7 separate regions of the Homo sapiens genome follow, and all the other regions are linked to region 1. Evidence: chromatin contacts called from ENCODE Hi-C or POLR2A ChIA-PET data. All regions are on one chromosome and are shown on one strand. Each heading gives the region's core, a stretch centred on a gene start or an enhancer-like site at or near the end of the contact. The rest is flanking DNA. Distances are from core to core; before and after follow the strand shown. Region 1 holds the start of PPCDC (phosphopantothenoylcysteine decarboxylase). Region 2 holds the start of UBE2Q2 (ubiquitin conjugating enzyme E2 Q2). Region 3 overlaps SNX33 (sorting nexin 33). Region 4 has its middle 7.5 kb from the start of CIMAP1C. Region 5 holds the start of UBL7-DT (UBL7 divergent transcript). Region 6 has its middle 5.6 kb from the start of LINC02255. Region 7 holds the start of FBXO22 (F-box protein 22).

What was found. A loop is a pair of places that touch in the nucleus more often than their neighbours do. ChIA-PET counts read pairs that join two places held with the same protein, here RNA polymerase II (POLR2A). Pooled maps may share reads with other maps.
Region 2: a loop to region 1 is called in a pooled map, with 9 times the contacts of the local background. The contact joins the promoter of UBE2Q2 here to the promoter of PPCDC in region 1. A Hi-C loop is called at or near these places in 5 of 50 pooled maps.
Region 3: a loop to region 1 is called in a map of A673, with 3 times the contacts of the local background. The contact joins the enhancer-like site here to the promoter of PPCDC in region 1. A Hi-C loop is called at or near these places in 2 of 168 maps with a recorded cell type or tissue (A673 and K562) and 2 of 50 pooled maps. POLR2A ChIA-PET finds 5 or more read pairs at or near these places in 2 of 52 experiments (MCF 10A and activated naive CD4-positive, alpha-beta T cell).
Region 4: a map with no recorded cell type shows a loop between it and region 1 (2.9-fold over the local background). The contact joins the enhancer-like site here to the promoter of PPCDC in region 1. A Hi-C loop is called at or near these places in 1 of 168 maps with a recorded cell type or tissue (CD8-positive, alpha-beta T cell), 1 of 37 single-sample maps with no recorded cell type and 7 of 50 pooled maps. POLR2A ChIA-PET finds 5 or more read pairs at or near these places in 1 of 52 experiments (B cell).
Region 5: a map of CD8-positive, alpha-beta T cell shows a loop between it and region 1 (14-fold over the local background). The contact joins the promoter of UBL7-DT here to the promoter of PPCDC in region 1. A Hi-C loop is called at or near these places in 2 of 168 maps with a recorded cell type or tissue (CD8-positive, alpha-beta T cell and naive thymus-derived CD4-positive, alpha-beta T cell) and 10 of 50 pooled maps. POLR2A ChIA-PET finds 5 or more read pairs at or near these places in 1 of 52 experiments (OCI-LY7).
Region 6: a map of naive thymus-derived CD4-positive, alpha-beta T cell shows a loop between it and region 1 (11-fold over the local background). The contact joins the enhancer-like site here to the promoter of PPCDC in region 1. A Hi-C loop is called at or near these places in 1 of 168 maps with a recorded cell type or tissue (naive thymus-derived CD4-positive, alpha-beta T cell) and 6 of 50 pooled maps. POLR2A ChIA-PET finds 5 or more read pairs at or near these places in 1 of 52 experiments (PC-9).
Region 7: a map of CD4-positive, alpha-beta memory T cell shows a loop between it and region 1 (6-fold over the local background). The contact joins the promoter of FBXO22 here to the promoter of PPCDC in region 1. A Hi-C loop is called at or near these places in 1 of 168 maps with a recorded cell type or tissue (CD4-positive, alpha-beta memory T cell) and 5 of 50 pooled maps. POLR2A ChIA-PET finds 5 or more read pairs at or near these places in 1 of 52 experiments (Panc1).

What each region holds. Positions count from the first base shown.
Region 1 is chr15:75,022,249-75,025,454 of GRCh38, reverse strand. PPCDC (phosphopantothenoylcysteine decarboxylase) reads right to left here and starts at 1,865. Exons shown (of 6, transcript NM_021823.5): 1 at 1,829-1,865.
Region 2 is chr15:75,842,197-75,845,821 of GRCh38, reverse strand. It overlaps UBE2Q2 (ubiquitin conjugating enzyme E2 Q2), which reads right to left and starts at 2,375. Exons shown (of 13, transcript NM_173469.4): 1 at 1,976-2,375. The coding sequence starts at 2,155. RefSeq lists silencers at 1,565-1,964, 2,215-2,294, 2,435-2,574, 2,615-2,794 and an enhancer at 1,396-2,293.
Region 3 is chr15:75,659,215-75,662,692 of GRCh38, reverse strand. SNX33 (sorting nexin 33) reads right to left here. Exons shown (of 2, transcript NM_153271.2): 2 at 392-3,478. Among named protein-coding and RNA genes, the nearest start is that of SNX33, 13 kb to the right of the region's middle. RefSeq lists enhancers at 534-1,107, 2,256-2,829. Within about 2 kb of position 1,457, at least 29 of the 41 ENCODE cell types and tissues checked have a DNase peak (open chromatin) inside an H3K27ac peak, as active enhancers do.
Region 4 is chr15:75,729,719-75,733,291 of GRCh38, reverse strand. It overlaps the pseudogene DNM1P35. Among named protein-coding and RNA genes, the nearest start is that of CIMAP1C, 7.5 kb to the right of the region's middle. RefSeq lists an enhancer at 1,030-1,961. Within about 2 kb of position 1,336, at least 7 of the 41 ENCODE cell types and tissues checked have a DNase peak (open chromatin) inside an H3K27ac peak, as active enhancers do.
Region 5 is chr15:74,459,377-74,462,735 of GRCh38, reverse strand. It overlaps UBL7-DT (UBL7 divergent transcript), which reads right to left and starts at 1,471. Exons shown (of 4, transcript NR_120377.1): 1 at 709-1,471. It overlaps UBL7 (ubiquitin like 7), which reads left to right and starts at 1,576. Exons shown (of 11, transcript NM_032907.5): 1 at 1,576-1,699. RefSeq lists enhancers at 57-557, 1,505-1,654, 1,945-2,034, 1,489-2,335, 2,491-3,010 and 1 more.
Region 6 is chr15:74,371,870-74,375,092 of GRCh38, reverse strand. No RefSeq gene overlaps it. Among named protein-coding and RNA genes, the nearest start is that of LINC02255, 5.6 kb to the left of the region's middle. RefSeq lists enhancers at 1-426, 908-957 and silencers at 558-617, 1,218-1,267. Within about 2 kb of position 1,277, at least 8 of the 41 ENCODE cell types and tissues checked have a DNase peak (open chromatin) inside an H3K27ac peak, as active enhancers do.
Region 7 is chr15:75,901,806-75,905,520 of GRCh38, reverse strand. It overlaps FBXO22 (F-box protein 22), which reads right to left and starts at 1,643. Exons shown (of 7, transcript NM_147188.3): 1 at 1,418-1,643; 2 at 892-1,030. The coding sequence starts at 1,557. RefSeq lists a silencer at 1,252-1,321 and enhancers at 1,372-1,421, 1,442-1,541, 1,158-1,815, 1,902-1,991, 1,816-2,475.

The DNA of each region.
Region 1 (3,206 bases), core at 616-3,115:
TACCTGCCAGTCCCTATATGGGCAAAGGTGGAGCTGGCACAGAACCAGACTAAAGACAGAGCAAGGAAAGCAAGGCCAGACAGGGTATACGTTCAAGCTCAATACAGGAAGGATGAGAACTGAGCCTAAGACAAAGCAGAACCAAACAAGGGAAGTGGGTGGTGGGTAGGCAGGGATCCAAGATCCATTATGAGCCTGAATCCTTTAGCCTAACATCAAAGCCCCTCACTACCGGCTGCCCAGGCTTCTGCTCCAGCTTACACCTGTAATCCCAGCAATTTAAGAGGGCAAGGTGGGAGGATTGAGCAAACCCAGGTACTCGAGACCAGCCTGGGTAACATAGCAAGACCCCATACAAAAAATTTAAAAGTTAGTGAGGTGTGGTGGCACATGCCTGTGGTCTCAACTACTTGGGAGGCTGAGGCAGGAGGATCGCTTGAGCCTAGAAGGCTGCAGTGAGCCATGTTTGTGCCACTGCACTCCAGCCTGGGTGACAGAGAGAGACCATTTCAAAATATAATAATAGTACCACAAAAAAAAAAAAGTGTGTAGCTATTTACATAGCATTTACACTGTATCAGGTTTTATAAGTAATCTAGAGATTATTTAAATTATATGGAGGGCGTGGTGGCACGTGCCTGCAGTCCCAGCTACCTGGGAGGCTGAGGTGGGAGGATTATCTGAGCCCAGGGAGTTCGAAGATGCAGTGAGCTATGATTGCACCACTACACTCCAGCCTGGGAGACAAGAGTGAGACCCTGACTCAAAAAAAAAAAAAGAAAAGAAAAAAGAGTATACAGGAGGGTGATGTGGTGGCTCACACCTGTAATCCCAGCATTTTGAGAGGCCAAGGAAGGAGGATAGCTTGAGCCAGGAGTTTGAGACCAGCCTGGGCAACATGGTGAGACCCTGTCTCTACAAAAATGAAATAAAATAAAAATTAGCCGGGTATGGTTGTTTATGCCTGTGGTTCCAGCTACACAGGAGGCTGAGGCAGGAGGATCCCTTGAGCCCAGGAGGTCGAGGCTGCAGTGAGCCATGTTCCTGCCACTGCACTCCAGCCTGGGTCACAGAATGAGACCTTGTCTCAAAAAAAAAAAGTATACAGCAATCCCCTGCGGATACTGAGGGATAAATGTATCTAACACACACACTCACACACGTGGGCTACTAGAAAGGCAGTGACTGCGAATTGCTACTTCCCAGCCACTGTGAGAGATGTGGAAACCCCTGCTCCAGGACAACCACCACTTCCCCAACTTGGCAACCTCTCCTGCTCACCATCTAGCACCTGCTTCCAAATACTTCAAGGACAGCAGGAAGTTCTTTTCTGACAAGATTTGGCCTAATTTTTAAATAGCACTCAGCACTTTTTGGCAGGCCTAGGGCTACTTCCAACATCCCATGGCTTTCCTTTTTTAATTTTACCAACTTTTTAAATACACTTTGTACTTTGGGCAGCCCGGGTAAGCGTTCAGTGTGAGGAGCTGACACGGCCATCATTTAAACTAGATTAAACGACACTGGACAAATAATCGCAGAGCAGCACAAAGTCGGGCTGGACGGGTACAGATGCAAACCCTCCACTCAGGGCTCGGGGGTCCCTCCTGCTCCAGGCGGCCCCACCCGTACAGCCGGGAAAGTGAGGTCGCACAGATGGACGGCCGCCTACCCACGCACAGTCGCAAACAGAGCTTCATGGGCACACAGGGGAAAATAAGGACACACACAGACAGCCGTGGACCCACGCTCGCGGACACAGCTCCCCGAACCTCCCCTCCCGCGCCGCCGCGAGAACCCAGCTTCCCAGCCCCCTTCCACTGCTCACCCGCGCCAGGCGCGTCTCGGGGCCGCTCCCAAATATCGCGGTATCTCTGCCGCTCTCCCGCGGAATCTGACTGGCACGCCTCACGAGAGCACCGGGCTGGCTGTATGTCGCGCAGCCTTCTGGGAGCTGTAGTCCACTTCTCTGCCTTCCGGGAGTTGTAGTCCACTGGGGAAATCCTGGAGCAAACCCTGGCCCTGTTCTTTGTATTGCTGGGACTCTCGATAGGGGCTGGCATAACTGTCCGACCTCCTTTCCTCACTCCTATCAGCCCCACACACACTGCTTGTTGCTTGGGGCCTTTTTTTTTTTTTTTTTTTTTTTGCTGTTGTCCCAGGTTTATTGAAAATATTACAGTATCTCAAAAAGATTCAAACAGCTTCCACGTGGCGTTTTGAAATTCATCCCCACTGTTGGCTGAGTGACCTGCAGGTTGGACAGACTGCCAAAGTCCAAAAACATCAGCATTTCCTTAATGTCAGGATATGTTAATACTTCAATGATTTCCTGATCCAGGGCTGAGACCTCAGGAACATGATTATCTCTCCTTTCTCTCTTCTCCTCCTGCAACTTGATGCAGATACCTCTCACTGAGCGCTTCAAATCAGCTTCATCACATGCATGTTGTAGCCTGCTATCTTGTTGGGGAGCTGTTTTTTTTTTTGTTTTTTTTTTTTTTTTTGAGACAGGGTCTGGCTCTGTCACCCAGACTGGAGTGCGCAGTGGTGCTATCTCCACTCACTGCAACCTCCACCTTTTGGGCTTAAGCCATCCTCCTATCTCAGCCTATGGAGTAGCCAGGACTACAGGAGTGCACCATCATGCCAGACTAATGTTTGTATTTTTTGTAGAGACGGGTTCTCACTCTATTGCCCAGGCTGGTCTCAAACTCCTAGGCTCAAACAATCCGCCCACCTTGGCCTCCCAAAGTGCTGGGACTACAGGAGTGAGCCACCACGCTCGGCCCTGGGGAGCATTTTGCTGGAAATAATGGTGATCTCCTTGCACATGTGTTGTTTGTGTGGAAGTTGCTGCCCGGGTGTGTGTATTACTTTTTTATGACGAAGTATAGAAAAGGGCTATCTTCATGGTATTAGTGTGAATGGGGCCCATGTTGGCAGGTCCTTAGTAAAAGAGGGCTCGTGGCACTTAATATTTACCAAGCCTCTTCTATTTTAGGTGCACAGGATACAGAGATAAATCAGATGCGTCCCTGTTCTTGAGACAAACAGGGACACAGAAAATGACAGGGTAAGATCCTCCATGAGGAAGCAACACCTCTAGGCAGGAAAGCCTTCTTGAAGGAGTGACTTGAAATGAATCTTGAAGGACAGCCAGGAGGTTAGATAGAGGATCCCAATAGCGATCCAGGTGGAAGGCA
Region 2 (3,625 bases), core at 1,126-3,625, 820 kb before region 1:
CTCTTACCAGCCTTCAATATGGTTCTCGATGGGGCACCAGTGGCACTTTAGGTGGGATAATTCTTTGCTGTGGCAGACTGCCTGAACGTTGCAAAACATTTGGTATCCCTGTACTCCTAGCACTAAATGCCGGCACAGCAATAAGACCACCCCACCCCCACTGGGATAACCACATTTCCTAATGCCACCCACTGTAGAGAACCATTTCTAATCCTGGATGAAAGATACATTCTCCCAACTTACCTGAGTAAACTTAGTAGCTCCCCACAGCCTACAAATTCAGTCTCCTATCATTCAAACCAGCCCTACCTTTTCGTGGCCATGCCCCAACTTCTACCAGAGTAATCACCCTCGAAGCCATTCAGGCCCGTCTCCTTAAAACACCTGCTTCATGACAACTACTACACTTTCTGTTTTCCACTCTTGGAAAATCCTCCCCTTCTCCAGCCTGTATCGTGGGCTTCTCAAGTCTTAGCATAAATTTTCTACTTCTAAGGAAACCACACTTTCTCAAATCTCCGTGTCTTCTTTGGGTGGAGTTTCCTCAGTCTAAAATGCCCTTCCGCCAGCCTTCCAAAATTGTAGTCACCTGTGGAAGCTCATCTCTAACTGTCTCAGCCTCTCATCAAAGCCTTCCCTGAAGCGCACCTCCCCCAAGTCAAAATTAGTTGCTTTGGCTTTCCTGATGATACCACAGGAGCTGTCACCTTATTGAACTCTTCCCCCAAGAAGACTGAGTTCTGAGAGCGAGGACGACTTCACTCAATTCTGCAACACTAGTGCCCAGAACACTCAGACGTATTCATTCAATAAATGAATTATCTCCTCAGTACAGCACTTGTCTTTTTTTTTTTGAAATTAACACACCTTCTGCCCAGATAGTCTGGTAACCATTTTAAGGTCAATTATAACATCAAGGTTTTTGCAAACGCCAGCCACCCTGCAGGCACTTGAGTACCCACTGACTCAACCAAAGGGAGTTAAAAACAAGACTTGGTTTTAGCCATGTTTGAAAAGGAGCCCGAAGCCACCACCTTGACGCCTATTATAACCAAGAGAATATTCTGCAGTTTGGACCAATATCCTACATCAATTTCACGACGAATAGCTTCACGATACACTTTTATGGAGAAACTTAATACTTCAATTCCTTTACCAAGCCTTGGGTTTCTAATGAGATTTCCGCTTAATGAGTGAGTTTTTAAAAGTGTCTTTTCGGCTTTGTGACATACGTGATCTTTCCGGGGAGCAGCCCTGGCGCGTATCTCCTTTCACCTATCCATTTTCGAGGCTTACACACAAGGGAGGGGCCACACGAATACACACTCAACACCACCTGCCGCAACGACGGTACTATGCTCCTTTCCAGAACACAGCAGCGCGCAGCCAGGCCCGGGGGAGAGGGGTCGCTCAAACAGCACCAGAGTCTGCATTCCAACTTTTCCTCCGTCAACGAGTCCATTCTCATTGTCAGTTTCTCCTTAAACGCAAACTTAAAAACAATTGGCTGAACAAGCGGGAAGAAGGAAAATCCGACTGAAAAATGAGGCGTTAAAACTTAAGGGCCGTTCCCCTTGCCGGCCTGGGCTCAAACAACAGCCGGAGCTGCGCCGCCCCGCCCCGCCCCGCCCCGGTCCCGGGAGCAGGCCGGCTGAGGGCGGCCATGGACCCCACAAGGGCTTGGGCCGCCGCGGACTCCCCCCTCGGGGCTAGGAGACGGGGACCGAGATGGGCCAGAAGCCCCCAAGCCAGCCCCTGGCGAGAAGCCGGAAAGACGCGCCCTCCGCCTCCTCCCACCCAAGCCTCGCGCAGTCCCAGCCCGGCCTGGGATGGGCAAGTCGCGGGGGAAAGGGGCGGGCCTGCCCCGCCCGGGGAGCCGGAGCCTCTCCGGGGCAGGCTCCCCTTTGTCCCGGGACTCGAAGCGCCCCCTCTCCGTCCTCGCCCTGCCCCGCGGGGCCGCGGCCGGGCGCCTCACCGTGATGTTGCAGTGGAGCGTGAGTGGCGGCGGCAGCGAGTGCGGGCTGCCCTGCTGCGGCACCAGGAACTGGCAGTGCAGCTCGTCCAGCTTCCAACTGACGATGCGGAATCGCTCGTGGTTCTTGTCGAAGATGGACGCCAGGAACTTCAGCTCGGCCTTGAGCCCTGACACGGACATCTTCCCCTCATCTCCGGCGGGAGGGGCGCGGAAGGGGAGCCGGGCGCGGAAGGGGAGCCGGGCCCGGAGCCGCCGTCACGGCCGCGACCGCCCCGCGGGGCCGGCCTGGGCCGCGCTCTCGCGGCTCCGCCTCGTCGAGCGCTGCTGGAAAATGGCGAGGGGCGCGGAAGCCTCGGCGTGTGGCGGCCTGGGTGGCGCTTCCTTTGTAACCGACTCCAGCGGCAGGAGGCGGCGGCCCCGCGGCTTAAAAGGGCAACAGCGACGCCGCCCCCGCTACCGCCTGGGAAAGGGCTGCCCCCACCCCGCCCCCGTCCCCCTCACCCTGGCGCGCCCTGCGCGCTCCGGTTTCAGCGCGTGCACGAGGCCAGAGCGCGCGCGCCCGGCCGCCCCCTCCTCGCCTTGACCCAGCTCCCTTGTTCCCGACCCATCTGCTCCGTTCTTCGCACCCGCGGACTGGAGGCTCGGGGCCAGCTGGCGCCCGGGCCCCAGAAGTCGGGGAGGAGCCGGAGACCCCCGCGCGCCCCCGCCCCCGGCCTGGAGCCGGACACGTGCGTGGCGGATCGCGCCGGCCACGTCGGCGCCGCTGCAGACTAGCGCCAGCCCCTGGGGGCGGCTCCTCAGCTTGGCGCTCGGCGCGGCACCCGCTAACCTCACTGGGGGGACCTCGTGGGAGACGCGGGTGCGGCTCACCCAGCGTTACCTCCGCTACTTTCACCCTAGTCCGAGCCACCGCTTCGCTAGCCTGGGTTCCTGTGAGGACCTTCTCACCAGCCTGGGTTCCTGTGAGGACCTTCTCACCGGACTCGCTGCTCCCGCCTTTGCTCTCAAACCATCCATTTACCCAAGACGATGGTTTAGCCCCTGGAGGCTGTTGCCTGGAGGTGTCCCATGATTTCATCCCTTCCCTTAGCTACCACCTGTGTTCACTCTGCCGTATATAGTCTCTCTCTCCCCCCTTTCCTTATTTTGCCTTGTTTCCCAAGCTTAAGATAACCCTCCCCACCCACACCCCCATGGAGCTAGGGCTGCCCACTATTTTCACTAAACTCATAGCTCAAATATCATCTCCGGCACCCCCCACCACAACCCATTTCAAATAGTCACCCTGTGTCACATCGTCCTGTGCTAAGTTTTTGTTGGGCACCTGTCACTATCTGATCTTTAACCCATTTATTCCTTGTCTCTGCCCCGTGTTAATGTGTTCAGAGCTGTATCCCCAGGACCTAGAACAAGACCTGTTATATAGTAGAAACCCGATATGATTGAATTGAATGCTCGCTCTTATCTGGAATCCCCACCACTAGCACAATTCCTGGCACATTGTAGGTGCTCAAAAAATGAATAAAGGTCTGGATAGCAGTCCAAAGGAATACATCCCAATTTGGCAGACAATAGTGTGTGCAATCGTAAGTGCAAGAGGCAGGACCAGCTGCATATGCGTCCAACCTATGTAGTTGCACAGTGCTCCCA
Region 3 (3,478 bases), core at 208-2,707, 640 kb before region 1:
CACCCCAGAGCTCCCTGTGCTTGACTGCGAAGTGGGAGCTGTGGAATGATGACCACAGGCCCCAGAGGGGGCCACAGGCCACAGAAAGGACCTCTATCAGCCCCTTAGTACAGGGCAAATGGAAGGAGCCCTGAGTGCCCAAGAGCAGAGAAGAGCCAGACACACAGAGACTCAGGATGGGCATCAAGGGAGCATGCAGGGGAAAGGCAGGAGGCAGGGCAAGATGATCGGAGGGCCCAATGCTGACCAGGACCATGGCGGGCATCGCAGGCCCAATGGCAGCATCCAGGTCCAGGAGTTCTGCAAGAAGCAACCCGTAACAATGTGTGCTGCTGGGTGGGCAGGGCGGGGAGGAGGGAAGAGAGCAGAGCACCAACAGAAAGGGGCAAAATCAAAATTAATACCGTTTAATTAAGTATCTACAAGACAGGACACAAGTCATAAACTGAACCCTTTAATGTGGAATGCAGGTAAATATTAATATGTATGATAGAGTGTGGGATTCAGCCTTTAAAATGCAAAGCTCCCTAAGGTCTTCAAATGTGCCATCCCCAAAAGTTCTACACATCCCTGGGGAAAGAAAGGGTCCCCAAATTGATGTGAGATTACACTTCTACCATGTGGGGAATGGGGGAGGAAAACAGAAATTCAGGTCAGATATAAAAAAAAATTAAGTTATGTTCCTCACTCATGTTCCTTTGTAAACGGAGCTCCTGAGTCACTGCAGCTGTCACCGTGCAGTGCCATCTTCAGACCCTTCATCCCTCAGGGCTGGGGGGACTCACCCTACCCTCTCACCCTTCACATTTCAGCCGTTGGGTTCACCAGCCTCCTATCCCTTCACTCATCTAGAGGGGAAATCTGCCTCCCCTTCTTCCTTTGGCCCTAAATGAGTTCATCAGTGTGACTCTAAGGAGTGATGGCAGGGAGCTGGGTTTGAGTCCAGCCCCGCCAGAGATTCCCTGTGTGAACCTAGGCAGGTCCCATCTTCCCTCTGGCCAAGTCTCAGTCTCTTTGTTGCGAAAGGGAATAAATGCTGCCTACTGGGGCTGCTGAGCAGATCCAGGCCACAGCTATGCGACACTACTTCTTAAACAGACTGCACTGCACTGGGGTTTGACCAACAAAACAAAACCAAACCAAAAGAAAAAAAAAGTTTGTGTTCAACTATGTTGAACAGAGCTGGGTTTCACAATCAGCCCTTCTGAGCTATGTCGGGGGGTGGTGAGGTTTGATTTTTCCCCATGGTCTTCCTACCAGGGCTCACCGTCTTCTCCTGCCCCAGCCAGTGGAGAGGGGAACCAGAGCCGAACTAGTGGGGAAGCAGGTTAGGGTGGGTGGGGGAGCTGAGCAGGCTTGGCTCCTGGAGGCCTGAGTCAGCGGGCAGGCGGGCAGGGCGGGCTGGGTCCTCACATGCTTGGGGAGGAGATGGTGCAGGAATGTTCCTCCCGCCCAGGCCTAGGCCCTGCCCACCGCATCCTGGCTCCGGCTCCCGTGGCCACTGCAGCTCAGCTCTAGCTTGAGAAGGGAGCTGCCTGGAGCTCTGCTGGATCGGTTCAGCCAGGGGCCTTCAGAGGCAGCCTGGCCCAGAGGATTGGCCCAGGGGAGGGCAGGGCCAGGAAACAGAGTCTGCCCAGAGCCAGGCTCTGGCCCCAGAGTATCCCCTGCCCTGCTGGGTGATAAGGCCAGCCACCACTGCTCCCTGGGCCTCAGGCGCCCATCTGTTCAATAAGGAGCTGAACTTGGTGGTATCCAGTCATCCCAATTGCATCCCTAGACCTCAGGCTGTGTGCCTGTATGTGGTGCTTGTGACTGGCTCTACTCCCCCTTGGAGACACCCCCTCCAGGGGTGGTGTCTCCAAGCAAAGCTCTCCTTAATCTCTGATGAGGTGGGGACCCTGGGAGGTCATGCAGGTGCAGTCCAGGCACAGAGATGCTTATGACACCTTTGCTCTGTGCAAGCATGGCTTTGTGGCGGTGTGTGCCCGAGTATGTGTCACTGTGTGAGGCTATGACCATGTGCATAGGACTGTGGTGTGGCTGTGTCTGACAAAGTAGCCACTGGTGCTTTGAATGGATGGCAAGGCATGTGTGGCTGTGGCTGTGAATGTGTAATAGCGTGTGGCAGTATGACTGTGTGAGCATACAGGCATGCTTATGTGGCGTATGTGCCTGTGGGCAGGTGTGTGACTGCGTGTGCTTGTTGTGAGACTGAGCGATTACATTCGTGAGTCTGTGAGTGTGTAGACACGTGGAAGACATATGGCTCTGTCATCTGGGAGGGGTGGTGCAGAGCAGGGGCCGATGGGGCCACCTGCCTCTCCCAGGCCTGGCTCTGCTCCAGCCAGTGGTGCAGCCACGGCACAGTGGTTCATAGCCCTCCTGTGTCCAGCGGGTGAAGAGATGCAGGATCTGAGGTCTGCTTCCATCCCCAGCCCCCATCTGTGGCCACAAAGCGGATTCCTTTTCCTGTACTGGGCCAAGACTGGTGACCAGGGGATCCCCTACCCCGGGTGCTGGTAGCTGTCCAGGGCAGAAAGAGAAGCCTTGTTTTCCACCCCCTCAGAGCAAAGTAAGGGAGGAAACGAGGCAGCTGGGTCCAGCCGAGTCGGGAACATCTGCCTGGCATGTGACGAGGCAGGAATCGGCCATCACCAGGATGCCCCCAACACTGGTCCCCCAATCTCCTGCTGAAAGGGGCTTAGCTACCCCAGAACGGCCCCAAGTTCCCCCAATACCCCCACCCCCATAGAGGCAGAAAGAAAAGAGAGAGGAGGGCCAGGACAGCCTCCCTCCCTGCCACACACACACCTGCCCCAGCCCAGAGACCTCAGGATACCAGGAGCAGGCCTGGCATTATCCCAAGACTCCACTTCCTGATGCTTCTCCTGGATCCAAGTCCCTCCTGAGAAAAGTATCAGACTGATGGCCTCACCCTGAGGATGGAAGGCCTGGGAGGTGGTCCCCTCTCAAGGAAGGCACACAGAGGACAACACTGTTCCCAGAGCAGGAAGCATGAGCAGGGGACTTTCCAGGCACCATGGGTTAGGAGGAGCATTCCCACCAGCCCTGCCTCGGCCTGGCCCAGCCCCCACTGCTCAGAGCCCCTTCTGCAGATGGCTACATGGATGGCAGAGCTGAGAAGAGGTTAAGGGCGGGAAGTTCCTCGGATGGGTTAGAAAATGGGGCAGGGTGGAGAGAGGGGAAAATTCCTCAGAAAGTCCCAAATCTGACCTAATGTTGACCAAGGGCCAGGGGGACCCATTCCAGAAGTTCCTCTGAGGACGCTATGCCCTGAACAGGGAGTCCTGCCCGCCCCTTCCCCCACCGCACCTGCTGGCCCTTCTCCATCTTCCTGCACAAGCTCCCTGGTCCCTGGTCTAGCCAACCTTCCCTGACGGCCTTGACCCTGGAAGCCCTCCCTCCACCAAGTCCCCATTGCCTCCAAAGGAGAGCCAAGTCTCAACCAGTACCCTCC
Region 4 (3,573 bases), core at 87-2,586, 710 kb before region 1:
CCTGGAAGTCTCCCTGGAGGTGGTGGCATCAAGCAGAGGATGTAGAACTCTGTTTCTCTTGCTCTGAAGCTGACTGGGGGCTTCTTGATTGCCACAGGGATGGAGGGAAGCACCCTACCCTGAAAGCCTAGCCCAAGCTTCTGCCCTGGATGACCTGAGGAGGAGTCCCTCCTTTCTCTGGGCATCAGCAAAATGGGGCCGGGAGGACTAGACAACACTCCCTAGAGGCACCTTTCTGCTCTGGCCTTGTTGCAAGCTGAAGAAGGTCCTCCAGACCCACCCTCTGCAGTACCCAATTATTGCCACTGGGCAGCAGCAGGGAGTAAATCTGCGGTCCGGCCTCCTTTCCCTGCCGGCCAGTCCCTCTCCCAGCATCCGGTGGTCTTTGCTCCTCCGTCCCCCCGCCAACTCGCCAGAGAGCCAGAGCTGAGCGTCCTTCACATCCAGACATCTGATGCTCCCCTCAGCCCTGCAGAGAGCCAGCATGCTGGCTGCTTTTCAGATGGGGAAACTGATGGCCAAGAGGTGAGGACTTGCTCAAGGTCACGCAAGAGCCAAGTGTGCCCACAGCGGAGGTGGTGTGAAAGGAGACTGCGGTCACACGGACCTGGCTGGGATCCTGGTCTCCTCACCTCCAGCTGTGTGTCATCGGGCAGGTCACCCACCCTCTCTGAGCCTCAATTGATATAAGTGCTGAACACATGAAGCCACCGCTTTGTTTCCAATAGAGTTTATGCCCCAAGAGTGCAAAGACATGTCTGTCACTCACCTCAGCACCCCCAGAGCCTGGCGCAGGGTGGGATTCGGAGAATAGCGCCTGCCTCCCAGGGCCTGCCTGGCACTCAGCAGACACTGTGTCTCCTCAAACCGCAACCCCCCAACCTGGCCCCAGCCCTGGATCAGCCTCACCTCGCCTCATTCCCCTCCCATCAGTCTTTCCTGCAGGACACCCACCCACCCGGCCTTGAGGGGGGGCTCCTGCTCACCTCCCCACCCCATCCCTCTCGGCCCCCTTTCTCTGTCCTGGCCTCTCCCTCATGTCGCTCTCTCCTGCCGAGCCCCCACTTGGCTCTACGCTGTTTACAAGAGAATGATGACAGTTTTTATTTCTCTGTTTTATCTCCCTTCCTCCCCTGAAGGGAAACGTGCTTCCAATCTTCCAGGAAAAATTGAAGGCTCCGGATGAGAAAAAGCAAACAAAGGACAGTGGGACCATGGGCGTCCCCACCCCCACCACCCGCAGGCCCCACACTCAAACCAGCGCCCGTGCCCACGCCCATGCAGCCGTCCTCCGCCAGGCCCCAAGAACGGCTGTTACTTTGGGGGTAATTGAAAATGTCGATCATTATTCTAGAGCATAAGTAGGTCACAGGGACACAGGGAGCGAGAGAGAGAGAGAGAGAGAGAGAGGAAACCTGGTCATGGGAGAGGATCTGGGGGAGAGAAAGGCCAGCTGGGAGGATGTGGGCGTGGAGAGGAAGAGGGAGCAGAAGGAACGGGAGGGCGGGCAACTCTCCACCAGTGAGCAGGGCCACGGACTCAGGGGGATGTGTCCTCCCACCAGCCCCCCACCACACCCCGAAAGGAGCCGGGTGGCAGGAGCTCCTGTTTAGTCCTCCCGTACCTGAGCAGCCCCGAGAGTGGGTGTCTGTGAGTGCTGGGAGCAGGAGTGGGGACCTGGCTTGTCTTCATGGGGGTGCCCTCTCACGACCACGTGCACAGCGCCCAGAGGCCAGGTCCCAGGCTGGCGGGCTGAGAGCAGCCAGCGGTCCCCTCTCCTGGGGGAATGCAGGGACTCTCCTGACCTCCCTCCCATCACCCATCCCACCTCTCTCTGCATGTCGGGACATCTCATGGTTTGTGGATTTACTACTCCAGGGCAGTGAGGGGCGCCAGTGAGCCTGGGTGGGCACGTATCTGTGCATGAGATGAGATGCCTGGGAGAGAGGGATGGGGCAGGGTGTTTGAAGGCAGTGGTGGTACCAGGTGTGTGTGTGTAGAGTAAGGTGTGGGTCTGTGCATTTGTGTGTGTGTCTTGCCCCACGTGTGTGCGGTAAGGGACGTGTGTGTGCACAGCCCCTACCTGTGTGCCTCCAGATGGTGTGTCCATGTGTCCCTGCAGGCAGGGCCCCTCTTCTGCTCCTGGCCCAGGGCCACCATCCCCCCAGGTCCTGGGAACCTGAGTGGTGATTGGCCTTGGGGTTCCCTCCAGCAACAGTGGAACAACAGACCAGCCCCCACCCCAGCCAGTGTCCAAGAGGCTCGTGGGACTGTGATGTCACCACCAAGCCCTGGCTGAGGTAACCCAACATGGAGCCAGGCCTGTCTTGCCCCCTAGAGAGAAGAGAGGAACCTCAGGTGGGTCTCCTGCCAGGCACCGAGCCTCATCCACCCTCCAACATCTGCTCGTGGTGGGAGAGGGTGAATTCCCACCCTCTCACGGACACAGCCTCAGACCTCCTGGAGGCCAGGGCTCCAGGTGAAGACCAAGTCTTCGTACCCCCGGACCCAGCCAGAGCCTGGCACAGGGCAGGAGCTTAGCAAATGTTTGTTGAATGAATGAATGCACGGATGGGGGCTTTGTGTGTGATCAAGTGCCAGGCTCCGGAGTCTAGTGACCTGAAGATACAGATTCAAGTCCTACAAGGATCAAACCAGGGCTTCCTGCAAGGTCAAGCGAGAACCCCCTGAGTTGTTCAGAAGGGGCCACGCAGCAGTCGGCCAGACCTGGGAGGCCGTGCCTGACCTTCTGCAAGTCACCTCTCTGGGGGCACTACCACAGGAAAGGCAATGTCAAGTGATGGGACTGCTTCATCCAAAGGTCAATCCCAAGCTAAATGACCCTGTCATTTTGCAGGCCGAGGCACAAGGGAGGCCCCATTCATCTTCCCTGGAGTCGGCATCCCTTTGATTGCGGGGCCACCTCTCATCTGAACATCTTCACCCCCCCCCAATATTCCTTCTGAACCCTCCATCCTCCTTCTCCCCTTCTCTTGGGACCATAAACCTACCCCAAGAGTGAGTCCTAGCTCCAGGGCCAGCTCCCAATCCTGCCTCTGTCTGGTGGCAGCTGGGGCCAGGCTGAAGGTCTGTCCTAGACTGAGCCATAAAGGCAAAAATAATACTTACTCCTAATAGAAGTAAAGCACTTCACCCTAGATGAGCCCTGGTCCTGGTCACACACAGAACCTAGACCTTTATTTAGAGATGGACCATTAATTTGTCATGTGGGCTAGGCATGGTGGCTCAAACCTGTAATCCCACTTTGGGAGGCCCAAGCAGGAGGATCACTTGAGGCCATGAGTTCGAGACCAGCCTAGGCAACATAACAAGACCACGTCTCTACAAAAAGATTTAAAAATTAACCAGGTTTGGTGGCATGTGCCTGTAGTCCCAGCTACTGCAGTGAACCAAGATTGTGCCACTGCACTCCAGCCTGGGCAACGGAGCAAGATCCTGTCACAAAAAAAAATTATCACGTGGCCGAAGTTATTTCCAGGCTCCGAGCGCCAGCTTCCTCATCTTTCCAACAGAGGGCCTTCACCTGGGCTAAGTGTTAAATCAGAAAGCCCC
Region 5 (3,359 bases), core at 222-2,721, 560 kb after region 1:
TGAGGTCAGGAGTTCGAGCAGCCTGGCCAACGTGGTGAAACCCCGTCTCTACTAAAAATACAAAAATTAGCCGGGCGTGGTGGCAGGTACCTGTAGCCCCAGCTCCTCAAGAGGCTGAGGCATGAGAATCTCTTGAACCCGGGAGGCGGAGGGTGCAGTGAGCCGAGATCGGCCACTACTGCACTCCAATCTGGGCGACAGAGCAAGACTCCGTCTCAAAAAAAAAAAAAAGTTTTAAAATGAAATTAAATTATCTAATACCATTAAGAGTAAAAAAAAAATCATGAACTGGGAAAGTATTCACAATATATAATTTTGATAAATTATGGAGCTCAGGTGCAAGTAACTTAGTAGGCAGGAGAGGAAGGAGTCTAAAGAAGTCTAGTTAGGAAGGATTACTGAAAGAGGGGGTATATCTAAAAATGGGTAGGATGGGAAAGGGAGACTTTGGGAACAGCCATGGGTTCCTAATGCGCCCACAACATACATGGGAGTTATCCTGAAGATAAACTCCCTGAAGACAGTGAAAGCCATTTCAAAACTCCCCATATAACTTATGAGAACAGAGGGGTGATCTGCCTTTAATGTTAGGCCTTCTGAGATCCTGCGATCTGTTCGCTCTCCTCAGTAACATTACCCTGCTCAATTGCTGCCTTAATCCCAGGTCGCACATTGGAATGTGGGAATTCAGCGTTTACATTTACCCACACAGGATCAGCCTTCAGCTGCTACGATCAACTTCAGTATTTTCATATAATCACTTTTTTCTTTCCTTAGTTCTTGAATTATTAATTCCTTGAGAAGAGTCCAATCAGAGGTAGTCTTTCTTCAGTATTTTCGGTAATCCTAATTTCTGTGCAAAAAAATTTCTGTTCCATTTTAACCGTGCAGAACTTTCTGTTATCTAAAACACAGTTTCTCTATGAGAGTTCAGTGAAAATTCCCCTTCCCAAACTGATTCTATGAATGACTGTTAGATAAGCTTCACCACTGCATGTAGAGGGTGTACCAGGAACCCAAGTTAGTAGCTCTCCTCAAAGACCCAACTTTTGGAGGGGGTCATCGTCTGGTTCCTGGTATGCCTCCACAGGTAGGTCCGCCTCAGGAAGTCAGCGGCGAGGAGCACAGAAGAGGCTGCCTTCACCAACGGACAGCAGTTTTCATCGTGAGGGCCGTCGGCAACCGCTTGGATGTGTCTAAAGGGGCCGTTTGGGAACCGGCCCTTCTGGAGGGAAGGGTCGGAGTGGGAGGGGATCCGGGATCCGCCTTACGGCCGAGTGTCCAGCAGCGCGTTCCAACCTGGCAGAACCGACGTACTTCATATGCTCCTCAGGGGAGCGCGGGAATCACCAGGCTGAAGAATGACTGGAAATGGGACCCTCTCCAACCAAAGCACCCAGACATTCCGGCGCCGGACATTTCAAAGAGCGCGGAAGCCACGCCTTCCCCCAGAACCGGAAGCTTTGCAACTAGCGCCTCTTGTAGACTGGCTGTTTATAAGGGGGCGGGGGGCCACAGCGGGAACTGCAACTCCCAGAATGCAGCGCGGAATTTCCGGTTTCCGGCGAGAGGGCCAGAGTGAGTGTTTACACCGGCGGCAGTGCGGCCGGGTTCCTTCCGCGGGACGGGTGAGGGCGCTGGGGCCCTGGGCAGCGCGGGCTCGATGTGTGTCAGCCAAGTAGCTGGTCCCACTGGAGCGGTGAGGTCGCCACCGGATAGTGTTCCTGCCCCATTACTAGCGATCTGTGACCTTGGGCCAGTGATTTTACTGAGTCTTGCTTCCCTCATCTTTAAAATGTGGCTAATGCCTGCCTTAGGGAACCGTTGTGAGGATTAAGTGAGACATGGTATATAAAACGACCTCCTTCTGGCATAAACTTGAGGTGGAAGATACCTTGAGGATGCTTGAAGGTCTGCTAGGCAGCTTCACAGCCTTTTCTTTCCTCTTCTCTATCAGAGGTCTCTTTGGAAGCAATAATGATGACTATAACAAGAACTTATCTTGCTTTGCAAGATTCTTCCGCCGTCAGAGTTTCTGATTTATTTTCTGGGGTTCCATGTATGCCAGGTATGGGGACAAGGATGAAGAAAACTTTAGTCTTTTGTTTTCAAGGGCATTCAAGAATTGGGGTGGAGGAGGGGGCAAGCAGATATTTGTAGCCCTTTTGTTCTGAGGGGATGTGGGAACAACAGAGGAAAGAGAGGGGACTGAGGTTATTGAATCTGTGTTGGTTTCGGTAGGAGTTTGCTAAAAGGCCAAAAAGGGAAGAGAAATTACATGCAGAGTTAGATGAGCAGAGGTGTAAAATAGGGGAGAGCTTTGTTATGAGTGTGTACTTACATGTTGTGGAGGTCCTTTGCAGGGGTAGGGCTCTGTTGGGGAATGAGGCTGGCAGGGAGTTTTGTAAGCCAGGCGATGAAGTTTAGACTTAATTTATATAGATGGTTTAGAGGTATTGGAAGAGGTCTTTTTCTGGGGGGCCGGGGTGGGGCAGGGAGGGACGGAGTCTCTGTCGCCCAAGCTGGAGTGCAGTGGCGCTATCTCGGCTCACTGCAACCTCCACCTCCCGGGTTCAAGCAATTCTCCTGCCTCAGCCTCTCAAGTAGCTGGGATTACAAGCGCCTGCCACCACGCCCTGCAAATTTTTTCTATTATAGTAGAGATGTAGTTTCACCATGTTGGCCAGGCTGGTTTCAAACACCTGATCTTAAGTGATCCGTCCTCCGCGGCCTCCCAAAGTGACAGGATTACAGGTGTGAGCCACCGCGTCTGGCTTTTTTTTTTTTTTTTTTTTTTTTTTTTGCGACAGAGTCTCTCTCTGTCACCCAGGCTGGAGTGCAGTGACGTGATCTTGGCTCACTGCAACCTCAGCCTTCCGAGTAGGTGGCACTACAGGTGCGCACTACCACGCCCAGCTAATTTTTGTATTTTTAGTAGTGACGGGTTTCACCATGTTGGCCAGGCTGGTCTTGAACTCTTGAGCTTAGGCAATCCGCCCGCCTAGGCCTCTCAAAGTGCTAGGGTTACAGGCATGAGCCACCGCGCCCAGCCCGACATTGGAAGAGTTCTAAGCAGAGAAGTGACTTGGTCAGATCTGTGTTTTAGAATGATGGGTTGTGGCCAGGCGCAGTCGCTCATGCCTGTAATCCCAGCACTTTGGGAGGCCGAGGCAGGTGGATCACGAGGTCAGGAGATCGAGACCATCCTGGCTAACACAGTGAAACCCCGTCTCTACTAAAAGTACAAAAAAAAAAAAAAATTAGCCTGGCGTCGTGGCGGGTGCCTGTAGTCCCTGCTACCTGGGAGGCTGAGGCAGGAAGGCAGGAGAATGGCGTGAACCTGGGAGGTGGAGCTTGCA
Region 6 (3,223 bases), core at 28-2,527, 650 kb after region 1:
TTTCTGTAAACTTCCTTACCTGAGCTTTTATAGCAACCAGGTGGGGCCACATGTTGTCCCAGCCTGGTCCCCTGCTCCCATGGACCTTGCGAGAAGCGAAAGGACAACCACAGAGGGTGGGGGTTCTGTGCTGGGCACTGGGTGTGCAAAGCTGTATGTGATGTAACCGTGGACCTTGGAGAGAGGTTTCTTTAAGGGAAAGATGAGGATGGAGCGGGGCAGGGGGCAGGATAGGAAGGAGCCTGGATACCTACCTGGTCTGGCTGCTGGGAGGTCAGTGAGAGCGAGGGGAGGGGCAGGCCAGAGTACTGGATTGGAATAGTCCCCGGGCCCCCTGCTGGGGAAACTGAGTTCTGGGAGGGACAAAGCTGTGCCGCACACCTGGCTACCTGAGGGACCCTGGAGCTTGGTCTGTCGCAGCACACCTGTGTCTGCGGGCAACACGGCCGATGGCCACTCCAGATGCTCGATCAATTCTGCAGCTTAGGCCAGTCTCAGAAGGCTCCGCAACACCTGCGCCAGGTCTCTGCGCCTTCCCCACGCGTTCACGCTCCAGGTCCTCACGCCTCTCAGCCCTGGCCTTGGTCCCGCCCCCTCATGGCCAGCCAATCCGAGAACCCCAGCAACCCCCTCGTCCAATGCGGCGCCTCCGGGTCCGCGCCCGCCCCGCCCCCTCCACCGCAGCCTCTGTAGGTGGATGCTTTCCGCTGCTCCGGCCGCCGGCGCCCGAAGCCAGCATCCCAGCTGCGGCCCCCACCAGGAGGTGCTGGAGGGGACTGCGGCTCGTGCCCCGGAGCCAGTCCTAGGCTCCGGAGCCAAGCGTGTCTCCCGGCCTCGTTCCCAGGATCTCCCTTCTGGAAGCCGCACCTTCTTCTCGTGCGCCCTCCCCACGGGCAGGGGATACATCCCGGAAGCGGTGCAGGGGAAGGCTCTGTGGACAGGGGCGCGGGCTCTGGCTTCAGCCCTGTTCTGGCTCTCCTGGATCCTCCCCTCAGGCCCTCAGCCTCCTTATCTGACAAACGGGGATTTGCGGCTGCCGGGGTTGGCTCTGGGACCATTTAGCCTACAGTGCGAGTTCGGACGGAACGGACCATGTAAACCAAATAAGTCCACTGTGGGCTGTGGCTGGCTCTCCCACTCCTTTCCTGGCCCCCCGGTAGGGCCCAGACTCAGCCCGGGGCCCCCAGTCCCCTGCCTCGCGAGCCCACCTCCTTCCTGCACGCGGGCGGCTGGGTGTCCGAGCCCGGCGCTGTTGCTGTGGGCTTTGGCTCCACCTAGTGGCACAAGGTTTGATCTGAGAGGCGCCGGCTGAGGCTCTGGAGTGAAGGAAGCGGTATCTGAATGGCTGAGAGAGAGACTGGAGCAAGGACAAAGTGGCATTTCTCTGCCTCAGCTTCTGCCGCAGACCTGGCTGAGGGTGGCCTCAGTCCACTCCGCCCTCTGGTTCCGAGGGGAGGCTGGGGTACTGTGCACTTGCCTGTGCTACTGTGTTAGCTTTTTCATGTTCTCCTTGTGGGGTGCTGTCCTTGTGCCACGTGGAAGCCTCTCATAGCCCGCTGGCCCCATGCACACCTGCCTGGAACACTGAGGCTATAGTCGTCGAATAAGTGTGGGCCACCGCTCTGTGGCCGACTATGTAAACCAGGCAGGTGGCCCTTCCCCTCCTGCCCCCACTACCTACTGTCCCCAGGAGGGAAGAGGTGCCCATGCCAACCTCCGTGGCTCACTGGTCTTGAATCTTAGTGCCCTTAGCAGCCCCAGCCACTGGTTGCAGTAAGAAGCTTCTTGCTTACATGACATGGCATGGCATGGCTTCTGTGCCCTTGTCTGACTGGCCCCATCCTCTTCCTCCTCTGGAACTGGACTCTGTCTCCATGGTCCAGCCACGATGGGTGTTTTTCCTTATGTGCCTGTGTAAAGGGGTGCGAGGTGTGTCAGGGGGAGGACAGGGAAGAGCTGTTGGCCTGGTTACTTATGTACTGCCCGCTAGAGAAGCCCGCAGCGGGGGCCTCCCAAGGGCCCATGTGAATATTTCACAGCTGAAGAAAAAATGATTGGCTCTCAAATAAGAACACTGCAAAATGGAAATCAATAAATTCTTAATCAAGTGTCCAACTGTAACATTATATCAACCTCATTAACTGTTAAATTTAGTATTCATAAAAATTTCATTACATCTGAAAGAATGTGTGGGCTAGGTTTTTCTCATTTCACAAGAATTCCCAATTGTAATTTAAATCAGTCACTCCTAGCCAAATGGTTTCAAGAGCAAAATTATAAATATCCTTTCAAAAACTTTACAGCAAATTTTTAATATTTTAACATGTTTGCACTGAGGAAGTGAAGTGAAGCTGTAAAAATAAAAATGAAGCTGAACGCGGTGGCACGCGCCTGTATTCCCAGCTACTCAGGAGGCCGAGCCAGGAGAATTGCTTGAGCCCAGGAGTTCAAAGCCAGCCTGGGCAATGTATAGAGGGGGACAAGGAGCCACAGTGTGCACCCAGGCAGGGAGTGCCTGGGTACTCATTCACCCTTCAAGTTGGGGTGTGGGGGTTCCTCTGGACTTACAGGAGTGATGAGGATTTAGAGGAGCAGGGAGAGGCTGCCCTGGGTAGCTAAGATTAGGGCTCAGGTTCCAGTTCACCATGTGGAGTTAAGTTCTCATAGGAGGGCTGCAATGGGTGGGCCCCTAGGAACAGCCCTCAGAGATGCCCTTTGCAGAGGCTCCCAACCTGGCAACACTCCTTTGCCGGGGGCTCTGGGCCTTTGACTTCTGGGTCCAGTCTTCTCCCCTCCTTTACCCCAATTACTCCTGCCCCTAAAGCTATGTCAACTCTGTCCCGTATTTCCCTTCATTTCACTCTTGTTGGACAGAAGGAATAGCCCAGGATCCATAAAAAGAAACAGTCCCCAAAGCAGGGACCCCTTTCCTCCAGGACACAGAACATTCAGTCTTCATAATCCCTGACTACATAAGCCCTGGCCCGGGCAGGAACAATGTGTTTCATTCCTTCCTTGGGAATGTCTCTTTACCATATGGCCACATGACCCCTCCCAAGGCCAAACAAACAAACAAACAGGAAAAACCCCAAACAGCAAAAGGAATCTATTTAATAATAGTTTTAACAGCCACATCTGATACTTAAGCTGAGAAATGCCATAACCTTGAGTCCCATCTCTAGGGCTGATTTCTCTCCAAACATCTTAGGTCCTTGCCTCTCCC
Region 7 (3,715 bases), core at 394-2,893, 880 kb before region 1:
CCGTAGTTATGTCTGTCTGTAAGCCGTACTAAAGTAAACAGAGTGACAGAGCAGCAGGTTGGCACTTTACTGTCAAATGGTTCCCTTCCACTCCCCAGAGATGGTACACCCTGCAGCCCCTCTGACTCCACAGTTCGAGTCTTCATCTCTCCTGGTGTTGGCTCCCCTTTTGAAGTTGGGGGCCAGAGAAGCAAAAGAGTACAGGATCAGAAGTTGAAATATTTGGCTTTAAGTTTTGGTTCTTGGCTTTCTAGGTGTGCTCACTGAGCAAGACACACCCAGTTGTCTTCCCGGTAAAACAGACAACAAAAAGTTGCTTCAAGGGAAGCAGGTGAAGGGAAGGTTCTGCACAGCGTTGTTGTTAATAGTGAAAATGTGGATACTTAAAAGGCCCAACATGCCGGGCGCGGTGGCTCACGCCTGTAATCCCAGCACTTTGGGAGGCCGAGGCGGGCGGATCACGAGGTCAGGAGATCGAGACCATTCTGGCTAACACGGTGAAACCCCATCTCTACTAAAAATACAAAAAATTAGCTGGGCATGGTGGCGGGCGCCTGTAGTCCCAGCTACTCGGGAGGCTGAGGCAGGAGAATGGCGTGAACCCGGGAGGCGGAGCTTGCGGTGAGCCGAGATCGCGCCACTGCACTCCAGCCTGGGCCACAGAGCGAGACTACGTCTCAAAAAAAAAAAAAAAGGCCCAACATTTGATGAACGGTCAAATAAATCATGACACATCCTTACCGTGTAGTCACTAAAACTGATGTTTACAAAATCTTTTCACGGAACGAGATGTTCCTTTAATTAACAAAACTGGGATTTAAAAAAAAATAGTTCTCAAAGACTGAACCACCAACCTGCAAATGACTGTGCATGACACCCCTTGCTACTTGCCTCAAGCTCCTCTGCTACCACGCGAACCAAGCAATGCCCCTCCAGGTGGCCGGCCTCCGCCAGGCCTGCGGAGATCCAGGTTACGCTCCGATGGGTCCGCAATACTCTGCGCACACACTCCCTCCATAAGCGGCACACGCTGAGGACGCAAACGCACAAAGGATTGCGAACGGACGTTCATTTTCGTCTCTCCCACAGCTCACAAACCCCCACCCGCTGGCGCAGCAGCAGGAGATCCCTGCGGGATCCAAAGTCCCCGGGGTAGGTAGGTGTCAGTCAGGGCGCTAGTTCGGAAGAAGAGCCAGATATGGAGAAAACCTTAAGGGGAACTTCGCCCCTCAGGGAAGTCCCCCCGGGGCACCACGGCTGGGAGATACCTCGCGGGTAGGGGGTCACCTCAGGTAGGGCGAGCGAGCCGGGGACGGCCCTGGTGGGTCCCAAGGGTCTCTCCCCCCACCCCGCCAGCCTGGGACATGCCCACGGCGTGTCCCCAGGCAAGCTTCCCGCCTCCGCCTCCTCTCCTCACCAGGCCACCCGCAGCAACGCCTTGGCGGGCAGGAAGGTGAGCACACGCTCCACCACCTCCGCCAGGTTACTCAACACGAAGGTGCTCCGCGGGTCTACGGAGGAGCCGCGGCACTCGCCGCAGCAGCCTACCGGCTCCATTCCTCACCAGCCCGCCGGAACCAGTCCTACGGCGGCTCGGAGGAACCCGATTACGCCAGCATAGGGTTGCCCGGCCGGCGCGCACTGAGCAGGCGTCCGCGCCACTTCCGGCTGGACGGGGAAGGTGGGCGTGGCAACGCCGGTGCGTTCCCTCGTCTGGAGCCCGTACTCCGAGGTGTACTCCGTTCCGTAATACGCTCGGAACTGTTTTCTTCATTTTTGAGATTGGGTCTAATGCTGTGGCCAGGCGGGAGTGGAGTGGCGCGGCCTCTGCTCACTGCAGCTTCTACCTCCCAGGCTCAAGCGATCCTCCCGCCTCAGCCTCCCTCGTAGCTTTAACTACAAGCTCCCGCCACCACGCCCAGCTAATTTTTGTATTTTTTGTAGAGACGGGTTTCCAGGCTGGTCTGAAACTCCAGGGCTCAAGCGATACTCCCGCCTGGGCCTCCCAAGGTGCTGGAATTACAGACATAAGCCACCGCTCCTGGCAACTTTCTAGGAGGCCTCCTGCAGTGAAAATAAATTCTTCTTCTGTGCCTGTGCCTCTCACTGCCCTGGCACCGCCATATTTCTGAGTTTACATCTTTCTCTAATTCACAAATTCCTTGCAGGGACTAGGTAGTACTTATTGCTCTTCGTAGTCCCAATGCCTGTTTAAATAGCATAAGCTCGATTTATAAACGGACGTTTGCTTTTAAAAAATTGTCTTAGTGTGTGAAAATCACTGCCTTTATTCCTTGTAAACTTAGTTAACTCGTTGTAATCTTCAGGTTTAAAGTTTCGAATGAGTAAAATGGCATAAATAGCACCTGCCATTCTAAGGTAGCTGAGTGAGATGATTGCTGTGAAGCACGCCCCAAGCTGTGCACCAGTTCCCCGCCAGGGACATCAGATTCACCTGGAAACTACTAAGTTTTAGCACATTCCCGGTCCTTATCCCAGACCTCCTGAATCAGACACTGGGGGTGAGGCCCAGCAATCTGTTTTAACACACTTTATGACGATTCTGATGCATGCTCAAACTGAGAACCACCAAGAAATGGAAGCACAGCAGACACAGGTTTGTCCCCACCTAACATCCATTCCTCCCGCCAATTCCTTCCTAAGGGAGCCCTGATTTGATCGCCAGATCTTGGGCAGAAACTTGGTCTAAATTAGCAGTTCTCATTATGGCCTCAGGACCCTTTACACCCTAAAATATTGACACGACCAATAGTTTATGTGTGTTATGACTATCAATATTTACCATATTAAAAATTAAATCAGAACATCTTAATGCTTAACTCTTTTTAAAAAACCGATGTTATACATTAACGAAATATTTTTATGGAAAACAATTATTTCCCAAATCCTCCTTCCCCCACTGGTGGATAGTATGACATTGTCAGTGGCATAAGCCTCCTGAGTAGCTGTGGTTTTTTTCTTTTTTTTGGTAGACCCAGGGTCTATGTTGCCCAGGCTGGTCTCAAACTCCTGGCCTCAAGACATCCCTCTGCCTCCGCCTCCCAAAGCGTTGAGATTACAGGTATGAGCCACCAAGCCCAGCCAGTTTTTTCCCATAGTCTATTTATAGGCGCAGCTGCTTAAGGAAGCCAGATGGCCCAGATGTCACCAGAGCTTCCTGACCCCTTGCGGAATACCAGAGGAAGATAAACAGGCGCCCTCCAGTTACCTTTAGATAATTAACATAATGCTAAAATCCTCTCCCTAAAGAAAGCTCACTGGCATCTTACGAACATGGATGTATGAAGCAGCATGTTCAGGGACTATGCCTGCTTGTCTGGAACTCCAGTCTGTGCATGCCGTTCATACCTCCCCCGCCCCTCAGCTAACTCTTTAAACTCCCCAGCCTCCCATCCCTCTGGGAGAAGGTGCCTTTAGAGTATGAGCTCCCCTTCTCCATTCTCTGGCTACTGAATGAAACCTGACTGCCTTTCAAAGTGGGCGTTCTTTCTTTGTGGCTGATATAAAGTAGGGAAAGAGGACAGTTTACCAGTGACGGCATCACTACATTTTTGCAAATATTTAATTTGTCTTAATAGAAGACAAATAGATTCTCATATTTGCTTCTGAATTCAATCTGTTGCAAAATCACATCATGTAGCCTCTGGAAAATTCCATTGTACACATGGAAGAATGAGTGAAAATGGCAAATGTT